Linked DNA regions of Homo sapiens: regions 1 and 2 are each linked to region 3. The links are chromatin loops, found by intact Hi-C in ENCODE. Cell type or tissue: ascending aorta. All regions are shown on one strand. Each heading gives the region's core, and the rest is flanking DNA. Links, peaks and the distances in the headings are about the cores only. Region 1 overlaps PTPRD (protein tyrosine phosphatase receptor type D). Region 2 overlaps PTPRD (protein tyrosine phosphatase receptor type D). Region 3 overlaps PTPRD (protein tyrosine phosphatase receptor type D).

The links. Peaks named below come from ENCODE experiments on the same cell type or tissue, not always from the same donor. Only the 100,000 strongest peaks of a DNase experiment are listed, where the experiment ranks them.
Region 1: a loop joins it to region 3, with 2.9 times the contacts of the local background. A loop is called at or near these places in 2 of 110 quality-filtered maps.
Region 2: a loop joins it to region 3, with 2.5 times the contacts of the local background. A loop is called at or near these places in 3 of 110 quality-filtered maps.

The regions. Positions count from the first base shown.
Region 1 is chr9:8,730,664-8,735,885 of GRCh38, forward strand. PTPRD (protein tyrosine phosphatase receptor type D) reads right to left here. Exons shown (of 46, transcript NM_002839.4): 12 at 3,117-3,283. The coding sequence starts at 3,180. Among named protein-coding and RNA genes, the nearest start is that of PTPRD-AS1, 120 kb to the right of the region's middle. In ascending aorta, for the core only: no CTCF peak of the experiment used is centred there; a DNase peak (open chromatin) is centred at 3,144; H3K4me3 peaks cover 1,073 bases; H3K27ac peaks cover 432 bases.
Region 2 is chr9:8,715,716-8,720,937 of GRCh38, forward strand. The region is part of intron 12 of PTPRD (protein tyrosine phosphatase receptor type D); the gene reads right to left. Among named protein-coding and RNA genes, the nearest start is that of PTPRD-AS1, 140 kb to the right of the region's middle. In ascending aorta, for the core only: no CTCF peak of the experiment used is centred there; a DNase peak (open chromatin) is centred at 2,820; H3K4me3 peaks cover 1,078 bases; H3K27ac peaks cover 2,002 bases.
Region 3 is chr9:8,853,106-8,857,391 of GRCh38, forward strand. The region is part of intron 11 of PTPRD (protein tyrosine phosphatase receptor type D); the gene reads right to left. Among named protein-coding and RNA genes, the nearest start is that of PTPRD-AS1, 2.8 kb to the right of the region's middle. In ascending aorta, for the core only: a CTCF peak has its summit at 2,133; no DNase peak of the experiment used is centred there; H3K4me3 peaks cover 1,955 bases.

The sequences.
Region 1 (5,222 bases), core at 1,675-4,174, 120 kb before region 3:
AACTAACAGAAGCTATTATGAAAACTCATCCAGAAGAAAAACATTCACCTGAGGATTACATTACTATAATCTATATGAATCTTTAATCTGCATGCATCTTACAGCCGAATGGTTCTCGGAGCACTACCTAAACCACAAAACTGGTTGGCCAGCCCTGAAGAAGAGCTTACTCATGCTGCTCGAACAGAAGTCGCATATGCCCTTCCCTGAGATCACAGCTCTACTGTCCAGACATGCATTCAAGAAACAACAAGCAAAATCATCTGGGCCATTCAAGACACCGGAATGAACAGAAATCAGATACAAACACACGTCTAGCTTTTTCAAATAATAGTGGATATACAAGGCATTTTAAACTGGCAATGGCAAAGACTATAATTTTCTGCTGAGGGATATTATCACAATTTTCCAACCTAGGTTTGAACCAAGGCTTATAAGAGCCCTCCTCCTTAATGCAACATCACACCCAGTACTTTGCTATGACATTCTATACAGCAGATTATAACCCTGACTCTCAGGCTTTTTGGAGTTAATCATTTCAAAAGAGAGTGAGTTGGACACATTAAATTAACATGGCAAACTAGAGTGGTTTCTTTCCATTCCCATCCCCATATGGTCTTCTTTTTCAAAGGAGGACAAACATTTGAAAAAATTATTTCAGAGTTCTAAAATGACTCTGACAAGCTACTATTAATAACTCTTGATCCTTTGGATCAATACGAAACACAGTTAGGTAAAAGGGAAAACAAAGAAGGCTAGATGTGCTAATGAAGGCATAAGAAAACAAATCAGTGACCCAGGCAATAAAAGCCTGAAAAATATTATCTTTATATATGATAGTGAATAAATCAAATTTTTCTGTAGTGTTACTTATAACTTTATTTTTATTTCAGTGTTTGAAGAAAAGGTAATGACAGTATTTGATAAGTTATAATCTGGATCCTATTTTACCAATTGTTTTTAAACATTTTTAGTGACTAAAATGATATCTCCGACTCTACCATGTGCTTTCACAAACCACAGGTATCTTCTGGTAGATTGCAAATGGATGTCCCTTCTTCTTTTAAAATGTACCTTAAAAGATATGGTTAAATTTTCCTCTTTCGTCAATAACTTTCAGAATACACATGCTATTCAAGAGTGCCAAATGAATCTGTGAAAAGGAAAATATACTACATGGAGGCTGATTAGACAAGGACAAAGCTAATCAAAATTGATTTGGCCAAGTTGAAGCCTGCTTCCTCTTTTTAGCTATAATGGGAGGAGTGAGAGGGAGTAGATTCTTTTTCAAGGGACATCTTAAGGTTGAAAGCTGGTATCACAAAACATACAGCATGATAAATATCTTAACTAAAAATTGCTAACAAGGGCCTTTGTGATTTCTTTTGTAAGACTACACAGCATAAGAAGTGTGATGAAGAAGAACGAGAGGAAGATGGAGGAGAAAACCAGTAAGATGACGGTTATCTGCAGAAAAGATTGTTTTTTCAAACACAATTTTAAAAGTCTTCCTTTCTAAACTCCACATCTGTCTGCCACTTTTCACCAGAGAATTAAGCAAAGGCATCACTCCTCAGTAGAAGAACATTTTTAGTTATCTGGAAATATAACTTCATGGACGTACAATAATTATATCTAGTAACTTTAAGAAAAACTCTAGCTGTGATCTGACATTAAACTGGGCTCCCAGGGTCTAAATGGGCTTTTGCCAAAAATTAACAATGGTGAAACAACTTACTTTTGCACTCTAGCCAAACAAAAATAATAAAACCATAGTCTCAATTTCTCTTTAATAAACTAAATTTAGATTACACCTTTAAAATAAGCTTTGACATAAATGGCTTTAAAATAACAAGAACATCTAACATTTGGGTCTTTTCCCAGTTAATTATTTGCTGGCATTAGACTCGAAATTCCTTGGCTTCACCTTAAGTTGACACTCCCAAGTGCTAATTAGGAAACTATATACATTATTAACCAGAGAATGTTGTGCTTAAAACATGCATATTACATATGTATCTTCTTATTAATGTTATTCCTTTCACTTCTCAAAATACCTCTTTAGAAAATAGAGCTCCTATTTCCATGAAGCAATTGGTGGCTCGTGAGGGAATTCCTGTCAAAATGCAATTAATAGAAAGGGGCCAAGATGACACAGGATACTTGTCTTGGAAACATCCTTAACATGAGTCAAATTTAATCTCACTGAAATAGTGGAGAGAAATGTTAATGACTGCAGATGTCACACATTTTACTCATACTAGGTGATTCCCAAAGAAAATGGCTAACTCATGTATGAACTAAACCACTACCAAGGAACCACACATGTCAGGGAGTACAAGGCCGAGACATGCCTTTCTCCAATACTATCTCTTCCAAAAAGCCACAGGACAGATGGGAAAATAAATGCAGGTAAACAAGGTAGACCTAATGATTTCCTAATTAGGAAGATGTGATCTTCTCATTAATTGTCAAGTTAATGGACCACAATAGCAGTTTCATAAATTGAGTCCAGTAATCCAAGCTTTGGTGTCTCTAGTCCACAGAATTCTCCTCATACTTCCAGACCCTTCATCCAGCCACAAAGTTGTCAGTTCTGCTTGATTTGTTTCAATACTGTACTCGACGACAGCTGTCGGAAACAGTACATTAGAACAGCTGCTATGACAGCTACAAGGGGCTTGGAAGTTTAATTAGGCTCATTGTGACATTGTGCATTTTTCTAAACACGGAATGATCCACAAAAATAAAGAAATTTTGAGTGGGTCTGAACAATGTTTACTTATTGGCACCACCAACTGGTTAACCTCAGTTTGAGTTATATCCTTGGTCTCATAATATCTTTGCTACCAGGCTGATAAGAGGTATAAAAAAATAAATAAACAGGAGGAGCAGTTAGATGCACAAGAAAAGGGGCATTAAAACGGAGAGGAAATGGTGAGGAAGTCACGTCAATAATCTCTTTCAAAGGCTGGCTGGTAGCCAAGGAGGATCCCGCAGTGTCTCAGGATTTACTTCCAAAGGAAATGTATTCAGAGGCCCTGAGCCTGGTGCCAACTGCAAACAAAACCACTCATTATGGTCACAGCCCCCTAGAGAAGGGGAGAATGGCTTACTCTCAGCATCCGTGCGGAGGAAGAAAGTGAGGAGCAGCAGCAGCAGCCTGGCTACGTGCACCATCCTGCAGCTTGGCAGCAGCGTGCGCGAGCAGCTTGGAATCACTGCCTCCGGAGCCGCAGCGAGTCTGTCCGATCTGAAATTTCAGCTGGAACACTTTCAGAGCCTGAAAGCGGGGAGGAAGAGAAAAGAAAAGGAAGAAAACACAAAAGTGCTTAGATTTCTTACTCTTTCCCCCCTGGTTCCATCACAATCACCATGACAGACACAATCCATTGTAAATACACAATAAATTGTAACTGTCATACTTTGTTTGTATTAGGAAGGAAATAACTTGGTTTGTAAAATGTAGGAGTCTTAGACTATCCGGGTTTGTGTTACGTGGGAGCTCTCGCATTCCCAATTTTAGGCTCTCCTAAAGCCAACCACCTTGACTTTCATTCTTTGCTTATGCCACCTTTTGGGCAAAGACCTAAAAAAGGAACTGTCACTTCTTATGAAACATTACGTAAATACATCAGTGCAAAGAAGCACACCAGTGCTATGAGAAAGATTTAAGAGAAGTTCCTCCATGCAGGATAAAAGTCTATTACTGACACAATAATGGAAGCTGCTTTTTTGGCATCAGTTGAAATGACAGGGCTAATTCAACTTCTCCAGGTAAATAGCAGAGGTTAGAATTTTTTACACTAGCATATTTGGCTTCTTCCCTGAAGACACATCAATGTTCAAGTCTAGTTTGGCATCAATAAGTCAAAACAATAGTTAGCATGAGCCTCTTTCATTTAACAGGATTTTTATATGCCTCCTGGGCAAGGGTTTAATTTCCTCAGTCTTCTCTGTAAAATCAAAAAGCCACAAACTATTTTTAGAGCACCTACTGTGTGCAAGGCATCAAGAGTGACAGCACAAGGTGTCTCAAGGCAGAAAGATGAGTCAGGTTCTATTATTTTTGTTTCCAGATTAGTAGGGAAAATAAAGCAGGTACACCAGATGATTAGTACAATTTAATAAGTGATTAGCGCCAGGAAGGAAAACCAGATAATGCTATAAAAGATAGGATCAAGACTGACATCATGGAAATAGTGTCTCAAACTAGGCCTTGAAGTTTAACCAGGATTTTAACAAGATGACGAAAAGGCATTCCAGGAATTCTATGCAAAGGCAGGGCAGTGGGAAAGGAACTTTGGAAAACCTGAGTTTCCTGGTTTGGTTGGAATAGGGCCTCCCAAAGGTCAGCATGCACGGGGCCCCCTGGAAGCCTTCTTAGAACAGATGCGTGAGTACTACCATCAGAGTTCGTGGGTCAGTAGGTCTGTGGTGGGGATCCAATAATTCAATAATTTGGTTTTTTTTTGTTTTTTTTTTTCTGTTTTTTTTTTTGAGACAGTCTCACTCTGTCACCCAGGCTGTAGTGCAGTGGTACAATCACGGCTCACTGCAAACGCTGCTTCCCAGGTTCAAGTGGTTCTCCTGTCTCAGCCACCCAAGTAGCTGAGATTACAGGTGCCCACCACCATGCCTGGGTAATTTTTGTACTTTTAGTAGAGGCAAGGTTTCACCATGTTAACCAAGCTGGTCTCAAACTCCTGGCATCAAGTGATCTGCCTGCCTCAGCCTCCCAAAGTGCTAGGATTACAGGGATGAGCCACCACTCTTGGCCTACCAAAGTGCTAGGATTACAGGACTGGGTCACATATTTGCATAAATTTGCATTTCTACATGTTCCTGGGTGATGCTGATGCTGCCAGTCCAGAGACCACACTTTGAGAACCTTCTGGTTGAAGTCATGGGAAACCATCTTCTATTAGGAAAACCAGAAGATGAAGCAAAAGAAAATGGTTCAGAGTCAGGCGCAGTGGCTTACGCCTGTAATTCCACCACTTTCGGAAGCCGAGGCAGGAGGATCACTTGAGGCCAGGAGTTCAAGACCAGCCTGGCCAACATGGTGAAACTCCGTCTCTACTAAAAACACAAAAAAATTAGCCAGGCGTGGTGGTGCATACCTGTAATCCCAGCTACTCGGGACGCTGAGGCAGGAGAATCACTTGAACCCAGGAGACAGAGGTTTTGGTGAGCCAAGGTCCTGCCACTGCACTCCAGTC
Region 2 (5,222 bases), core at 1,356-3,855, 140 kb before region 3:
ATTCCTAATTAGTGTCACCTCAATAATCAAGCAGCAATCATGTTTCATTTGATCTCTTTAATATTGAGACAGGCAAAGTACATTCTAGAGACAATTACAACAAAATAGATAAGTTTAAAGTTTAGCACCAAATGTTTAGCCTTCAGACAATTCAAAAGTCATTTTCACAGAAATAGTACACAGACATTACAGTATGAGTAAATTCCTGCTTCTACTTAGCTGCTCACTTGGGCAATGCCCTTTGGAGCACTGGCCCTTGAAATGCTAATTCACTGGCTGAACTACTGTTCACCTGCTCTTTAGCCTTAACAGGTCTGTGGCTTCACATTGGGTAGCCACAGCAGTCCCTAAGAGAAAAAAGGAGCTCCAGCAACCAAGCTATTTAATTGCGAAAACCGCAATTACCTTTGCACCAACCTAATAACCTAATAACTTGACTCCAGAGGATGGATGAAACCAGGAGAAGAGAGGGGGAGCCTCTCTCCCCACCCTTGGGCTAGGAGACACCTAAGGTCTGTAAACCTGGCATTGTTAGAACCTACAAGGAGAACCAAAGGATTTAAATGAATAATTCATCATCCCAAATTCACATTCACTAGAAGTATCTATGTAATTGTGGTTAAAGTACTTCAAATGTGTCCTTCTGCTTCATATTTTAGTGTAAGATACTAGGTAATAGAATCCATTCTCTAATTCACTTTACACAAACAGAATCAGCCCAAATGTTTGCTGCCAATTCTTACATTTCCTATTGTTAAGCACAGAAATAGCTGGAAACTGCTGGTATTGAGAAATTTTATTCATTTCAGTTCTACAAATTTCTAGAGGCCCTACACAGAGATTGAAAGCCTATAGTCGCAGACGAGATCCATCCCAAAGATGTACTTCCTTTAGCCTCAATATTATTGTAAAACCTAGGGGATGGTTCACATATAAACCTAGACTTTAAGCTGCACTAGGAAAATCAAAGGATCCGGAGCATGCACTCCCAAATAGGAAGAAGAGAATGGGTGGTGGCTTCCCTCATGAGATACAACACAAACTTTCGAAACAGTTGAACTGGCCTACCTCAATAATGAATGTTACTCTCCTGGTCACTGGCTGTATGGAAGGCCCAGTATTGGAATGTAGGGGGTTGGGGGTGAGGCAGAATCTGAGATGAATAAATAAACTTGTATGAGAATTGAAAATTTTAGGCTGGGCACTCTGGGAGGCTAAGGGGAGCAAATAGCTTAAGCCCAAGAGTTCAAGACCAGCCTAGACAACGTGGCAAAACCCCTTGTCTACAAAATAATACAAAAAATTAACCAGGCATGGTGGCATGTGCCTGTAATCCCAGCTACTGGGGAGGCTGATGTCCTTGAGCCCAGAAGGCAGGGGTTGCACCTGTACCCCATCCTGGGTGACAGAGTGTGTCACTGTCTCAAAAAAGAATTAAAGAAAGAAAAGTTAGACAAATACATCTAAAAGTAACATATGAAAACTATGATACCTCTAGGAGAGACACAAAAACCGTATCAATGTGCATTAGGTGTGTTGGGGGGAGAAGCAGGGATGGAAGAGAAATACACAAAGTGTATCCTCCCCAACCTACGTCTCATCCTCTCTGGCTGTCCCTTCTATGACTCATCAAGCACTTATAAAGTCAACTCATCATGACATCCTGCAAATTCCACCTCTTGAATAAGTTTTGTATAGGGTCCTTTGGTATCCCATATTCAAAAATACAGTTCAGATCCTCAAGACCCTCATTCTATTTGACTTCACAGCAGTCTCCTAACTGGTCTTCCACCCTCCAACGCATCCTCCACATAGCTGCCAGTGACCTATTGAAAATTCAAGTCAGGCCACAACACTTCCCAGTTTAAAACTTTCACTGGGTTCCCTAGTAATTTGTAATACTCAGCCTCACTTGAGAATAAACTGAGGGGCATTTTTTAAATTAGCTATGCTTGATCCTCACCTTCACATGTTTTTATTAAATTAGTTGGTGTGGGGCCTACATGTCTACATTCTATTCCAAGTGATTCTGATGTTTTATCAAGTTGAGAATCACCGTTTTACCGGACAAGTTCCAAGATCATTAGCTTTGCCTTAATGCCCTCCACAATTTCTCTGTCTCCGGCACACCTATGAACATTCCCTGTAAATTCCAATAAGGAACCCGCTCCTGGTAGCATCCTGTGCATATATCTACCTCCTGCCCTGAATTCCCTTTATTATAATTATCTTTACCACTAGTCTGACAGCAGTGACTTGGGTCTATCTTCCTTGTAACTCAAATGCCTGCAACATAGTGAGCACTAAATAAGAGTGGATGAAGACAGCAGAAAAAGATGGACCTGGAAGAGGAGGTGAGACCTGAAAGGCAAAGCTGTGAAGTAAGAAAGGGAGAAGGGGAGAATGCTTGTAAAGCTGGAAAATCAGAAAGCACTTTTTGGGCTAGCAAAATGTTGGTGATCATAATTTGTCAAAGCTTTCTTCAGGCTAGAAAAAGCAATCTAGTGGCCTGAGTAAATACACCAAAGGGATTTAAGCCAATTATTCCCTGCCCAGTAGGGGTGTCAGATTCATTTGTTAAACTACAAGCTCTCTAGAGAAACTAGATCTCAGAACGCAAGTAACTGTTTTATTATAATTATCATAATACCCCTCGTTTCCCTCTCACTCCAAATCACAACAATTGAAATGAAAAAGAAGTATGTGTTGTTCAGTTGCTAAATAGTCTTTTTATAACCTTTTCTGATGTAGTTTGGATTATTTCAGAAATAGTAGTTCTCCACAGTGGTTTCTGCTGCTTACATCAAATGAGTCATGCTGTGGGGCTCTCACTCTTTCCCCTGAGAGTTTACACCATAGTTGAATAGACTTAACTATTAGTCATTTTCCTTCATATTAAGCCAAGAGTTTTGTTTAATCTAATTAGTCCGCCTTCTCTATACAATTCTAAACAACCTCAGTCCTTACAAGAATATAGGTATGCCCTTCCTACATCTGCAGAAACGTGTGCCTCCTATTTACTGCCAGGACAAGCTGACCATAGTTCGTTCTTAAATTTTCCCACGTGAGCCAGGGATTCCAATTCTGAACCTTCTCATTCCCACCTCCCACAAAAGCGTTTCAGTTTGCTGGCACGATGGAGCGTAGTGTTATTTCCGAGCGTTTGCTGCTGGATCAATGGTGTTTTCTCATTAGTTTTATTTTGCTTTTGATTTATAAGCACCAAAATGGTACAGAGTATATCTACACCAGAAGCATCTATAATGTGATCAAATTCACCATGACTTTTGTGCTTTTATTTGCCTTTATGAAACCAATCTCAGGCTTCGAGACCCATGATTACAAACTGTTTCTTCACAGACCCCTTACAACTTTCCAAGCAAATGTAATACTTTCCAGCACTTTTTTCCTCTTTTTTAAGATGTTCATAGCTCCAAATGTCAGGCACACCGTGCAATGAAAACTATCCCTCAGCTGATAAATTATTCATTTTTCAGGAGTTTGCAATTTGAAATGGCACTAACAGCTGAATACCTGAAGCACCCCCAAAAGACATGAAGAGCAATAACATGCAAAGCTTTTTCTGCATACATTTTAAAGGTTAAGCGCCATTAGACATCTATGTTTATCAAGAGATGTGCTCCTTGAACATATTTCTTCTAATTAATCTGCTCCCAATAAACATTACTAACAAAGCAAAGTGATAAAGGAGGCTAATCAAACTAATCTCTTCCCTTTAACTAACTTCATCAGGTTAAACAAGGTCCTTTGCTGATATTCTCCACTTTCTCCTGTCTGATGAGGAGTTGCAGGTGAGTAAGGTCAAAAGCAGGAGTGATCAAACTAGGACTCTTGAACAATCTGGCCCACTGCACGTATTTTTAAATAAAGTTTTATTGGAATACTGTTTTACCCATTTATTTTGTATTGGCTGTGGCTACTTTCTTGTTACAGTGGCAGAGTTGAATAGCTGTGATAGAGACCCACAAAGCCAACAATATTTACCATATAGCTCTTTACAGAAAACATTTGCTGACCTCTGGTCAAAAGGCATGCAAAATGTATAAGGCTTTTAAAATGTTAGCGCCAAGTAGGGCTTTAGCTAATGTATATCAATGTGTTCATTTACTCTAAAAAAAAGAAAAAGAAAAAAAAAAAACCTTGCATTTAAAAGTGTGTTATCTAGAATACCATCTGTGTTACAGTTCCAGAGGAAACTGCAGGTCTAAGATTGTTCCTCAAGCTGGTAGATGCTTCATTTTGATAACAGTAATCACCATGTGTTTCAGCTATTTATTGCTGTGTTAAAAACCCCTTCAAAAATGGCTTAAGGCAAAGATTTCTTTGCACATGATTCTTCCCTCCAGGCCTCAGCTAGAAGATTTTAAACTCCACCTCCCATGTGGTCACTCATATGGCTTATAGTCATGAAGAAGAGGCTGGACTCTGGCTGGAATGCCAAGATGGCTTGGCTCTTATATCTAGCTCCTCACCTGGGACAGCTGCAACAGGTGTGGGCTGGCTGAGTATTTCTCCCTCTCTGTGGGGTCCCTTCAGCAGGGCAGTTGAGCATCTTGCTATGATGACTCAATATGTCAGAGAGTGAAAGTAGAAGCTTCCAGGCTGCTGAAGGGCCAGGCCCAGAGCTGGTGTACTACCACTTCTGCACCCTCCTATTACTGATCAAAGCCAGTCAGGGGACTAACCCACATTCAAGGAGTGGGGAAACGGACTGCACCTTGATGAGAGGAACTGTAAAATATTTTGGCCATGATTTCCAATTTACCACACCATGATGATGAGTAAAAAGTGACAACATGATCACAATGACAAAATCTTGAAAGCAGACCTTACTGCTGACAATTTATAATCAAATTGACAAATAAGAACAAGAAAGCCTAATAAAAGAATGGAAATCATTTTATAGTGAAACACTAGTCACACAGAAATCAAAAATTTCCAAATTGATGTGTTTTTTTTTAATTGAAATTAGAAGCCATTCTAAAAGCCACTCAGTGCTTCTCAATTCTTACACAGTGTGTAAGCTGTGACTGTGACATAACTTTCCTCCATGACTCTAGGGCCTGAAGATGACTATCAATGAGGGGCATAGTAACTACAATGAACCTGGATAACTCTGGACCTGATGCCCACTGGCATCTCTTGGGCCCTCTGGCTGCTGTGCATTTTGAGCTCTCTTGCCTGCTCTTTTCAGCTGTTCT
Region 3 (4,286 bases), core at 831-3,330:
GGAAATGAGAGACACAGGTCTTCAGTGTAATCTTTTGAACTATGTTTCGTAAGAATTCTAATTCATTAATTCTCCAGTCTAGCACCATTGTGATGGCATTATTATTTAGGTTACATTAAGTCAGACTGCTGTAACATATAAGCATTTGCTCTTTGACCTTCCTAAGACTTATGACGCAAAGAAAATGCTGAACTTTTACATCTGAGGCTATAATTTCATATAATGAACAATCAGGAAGCACAAGTCACATATTCTTTTAGCTATCTTTCTTAAGGGCTTAATTGTGGAGAGTTGAAATCCATTTTTATTTTTTTAAAAAAGGGAGAGAATTTGGACACTTTGTGGAAACAGATGTAAGCCAAGCATGACATTTTAATAAGTGTCACCAGCTACCAATTAGAAGCAAATGAGATTACCCATATAGAAAATGTATCCCAAACAAACCTATCCTTTGGTAGAAATGTCACTGTGCCATGAAATTACAGAAGCTTAAACAAGTGATGCTTGTTCAAATGAAATTTACTGACAAATTCCTTCTAAGCAATCTTCTTCCACATTATCAGATTTCTTCAGTTGATGTGTTACATAGGAATTCTCAATCTTGTAGTTCACAGAGAGAATAACTCTTCTCTTTGCTCTTTCTTGGCAAATCACTGATAATATAAAAAAGAATGTTTTAAAACACTGGTTTTGCTTGAGGCAGTAAGCTGCCTCTTTGCCATCACAAGTAAGCAGCTTTCCTAAAAGATATTTTCAAAGAAACTGAACAGTAGAAAGATGAAATAACAACAAAAAAAGGTAAATAACTCCATAAAACCAAAAGAGATTCAGACTAAATTTGGTTTAAATCACATGTAACTATTATCACTTTAAGAAAATAGGAAAAAGTAAAGCATTTTTTGAATACTCTGGGAAAACTGGATAATTATATCTATATTTAGCACTTCATATATCTGGGCATGTAATACAAATCCTGTATATTTCGTGACCACTAAGTTGAGTACACTACATAAAACGTAAAGTTTATTTTCGAGATTCCTAGAAACTTTTGGGAATTAAAAAGGTACCATGATTAAAGGCTTTCTGCATAGATATTTTAAGTGTAAACCTAAGTCTGATGCTCCTAGGATCACAAGTTAGAGCACAAGAGCACACACACACTTGACTCTTATACTGCCTGCAAATACACAATGAAACTAAAGAAGGGTTGTTTTAAAATAAAAGGTAAACTAAGGAAGGATAGTTTTAAAATGAAGTCATCTTTGAAATATTCACCTTTCTTGAAATGACACTTTTCATATGTGATTGTGTTAATGAATTCTTAATTATGCATAGAATCCTTTTAAAAATAGAATTGTCCAATGGTTTGATAAATCAAGTTTGGTCTGAAGGAAATCTAATATGCAAATACTTACAGTGTACTCTTTTACAAACAGTCACCCTTGTCAGTTTGAAAAATTGAAAATCAACGAAAGAACAGTTTAAGTATACTTGACCTCACTGCCTAATGTCTCTCAAGATTGCCATGGCTGGTCGATTTCAAATCTGTGAAACTGACACTTAAAAATGTATAGTGCGTCTTCAGTCCAGGTCCCTCAAGTGCTAACTAAACTGTGGTCACAGCCTCAGATTTTCTTTCCATACAAACTTGTACAGCGCTTACAAAGCTACTTTAATCACATCATCAATCTATGCCTATACTTCCCTTAAAGTAATTCTGCTTCATTTATCTTTTAACCCTACATTATGCAAATAACATCCTTATCAGTCCAATAAAGAAAAGTTATTAATGTTCCTTCTTGTTTATCTTTGTCATACACTGAGAACTGGAATCACATATGAATTTGCACCAATACCTTTTCTCTTTTCTATTTTTCACACTCTATATGGAAAATCATAGTGCCAGAGAAGCCCTAAATAAAATTCTTGAAATAGTCTTCAATCATTGTCTATAACTAGTATCAGAATATGAGTTAATGTATTAAAAAGGAAAAAACAAAAACTTGGGGGAATGCCTACTTGAATTTTTTTTTTTTTTTAATGTCTCTCTAGGAAGGGTTTGCATATGCCATACCAGGATACCTCCTGGATATAAGAACAGTTATACAGGCCCCTAGTGGCTTAGCAAATAGCAGCAGATGAGGGGATTCCAATTCTTAGTTCCAGACTTTGAGATATTCTGGATTTAAATAAGTGTCAATCTTAAAAGGCAAATCAAATCACTGTATTTAATACTTTAAGCAGTTTTACATCTATGGTTATCTACTCTAACGCACATATATTAAAATAAATTGCTGCATTTCATTACTTGAGTAACTGCACAACTGCTCTGGCCCAAGAAGAATCTGTGTTACATAACCTACACAATAAAATGTTTAATTCATCCACCTTTTTACATGTCATGCAAAAATAATACATTACTCAACTATATTAAAATATATTTGAGAGAGACAGTGTTCCTATTTGAATCTTATTCCTATTATATATTACTGAGGGCTATAAGAACAGATGATTTCTATGCAAAGTACTATTTAAAATAAGATACAGATAAAAATTGAATGCCACTTTTACAGGAGTAAAAATCTAAACGTATTTCCCAGTAACAGCCAGTGATACAACTCACATTGGAGTCCATCTATTTTTAAAGATCTACAATTAATAACACCCATTAATCCCCCATCCCCTTGCTGTCCTTCCTTCACAAAAGAAAATTCCAGGCAGGCACATTTACAGCTTTTAGCAATTTTTAACTGGACACAATCTGACAGCTGAATTCATGAAACTGACCAGCTTGTCAATTTCACACTTTGAAAGTACAATAATAGCTGATAGCATGAGGGTGAATTTAAGAAATCTGCCACAGAATTGCTAGCTCCATTGAAAAGCAAAGTACAGTACATAATTATGGAATGTGGGAGGTAGGGAAAATTTTATTGTCCATTTAGGATGTCTGTTTCCATAAGTCAGACACGGAACATTGAAAATGTGTTCTCTTTTTGCTATAGTGTCTGTAGCATAAAGCAGAATATATGTTCAAAGTAAGTAAGATACTAAGCCTTTTACTGGGTATTATTATATTACATATACAACTTAATCTTAAGTTATTATCTCTACAGATCCCTTTACATCAGAATGTTTCAAGTTTTGGTATATCATCCTTGTTTTACTCAAGTTGAGTGGTTGGTGTGTGCACTTTGAAACAGAGAAAAAAATACTGAAAATGGTCAGAAGTATCTATGGTTGAACTAAGTCCCCAGAGATGCGCTACAGGATGGTTAGAAAAGAATACACCAAAGGATAAAGTCCACATTTGTAGCTCAGTAAATTTAACAGCAAACCTATTTCAAGTCATAAGCAGTTACTAGCCTCTGAGAGGTTCAAACTGTGTGAGCTACACTCTGTTAAGTCACTGGCACTGTGTCTTTGCACATGTAAATATATATATATAACTTTAAGAGGAAATACAAGGAGAACGAGCCCTCAGGAATCTTCCTAGATACTTAAGGTGCAAACTGTAGATGAGGCTGGGGGATTACTCTGAGAATTTTAGAAAACGGAGGAGACATTTGGCAAGTAGCGTACTGGGAGGCGAACTGGAAACAATAAAAGTGGATTGTGATAGTCCTGGTTTTGGAGAATGGAACTACTATCTGGAATCCTGGAACACCAAATTAATGAAAGCCAAGCTCACACTTGGTGTTCAAGATTTTTTTAAGCATAAGACTTAAAAACTGACTTCACTTGCTAGTGCTTTTAAATGAAAATCAACGTCCAGAGAAGCAATGCAAGTTTTCTACACACCCACATAAAAGCTACAATAAATCTATGGGAAAGCAAATAATCTTTGGTTTGTTCGTGGCTTTCTTTTTAAATTGTTTCTTACAACTTTGACTCTTCATTATAAAAGATGCGTTCCCTTCCCTACGGAATGAATGTGTGTGTTAAGTACACCAGATTCCCGCAGCTGAACTACGAGCTTTGATTCTGCCACGGGAAGGTCTCCCAAACAATCCCCCTCCTCTATGGCAGCTGCGTAGACTTTGATTCCTGCTATTTCTCCTTCTCCCCACTAGTTCAGAGGAAAGAAAGAAAAAGAAATCGCCCCCTCACCGTAGTCAGCCCTCCTTAAAACAGTAATCCCTGCCTTTAAAAAAGGCGGTGGCAGGATCCCTGGGTAAGGGTGGATTGCCCCACCGCTCCACCATTTGCCCCCAATACTACGCCCACCCTAGGAGGAGAGAGCGGGGGTCGCACAAATACACATACCCGGACACCCCCATTCTCTA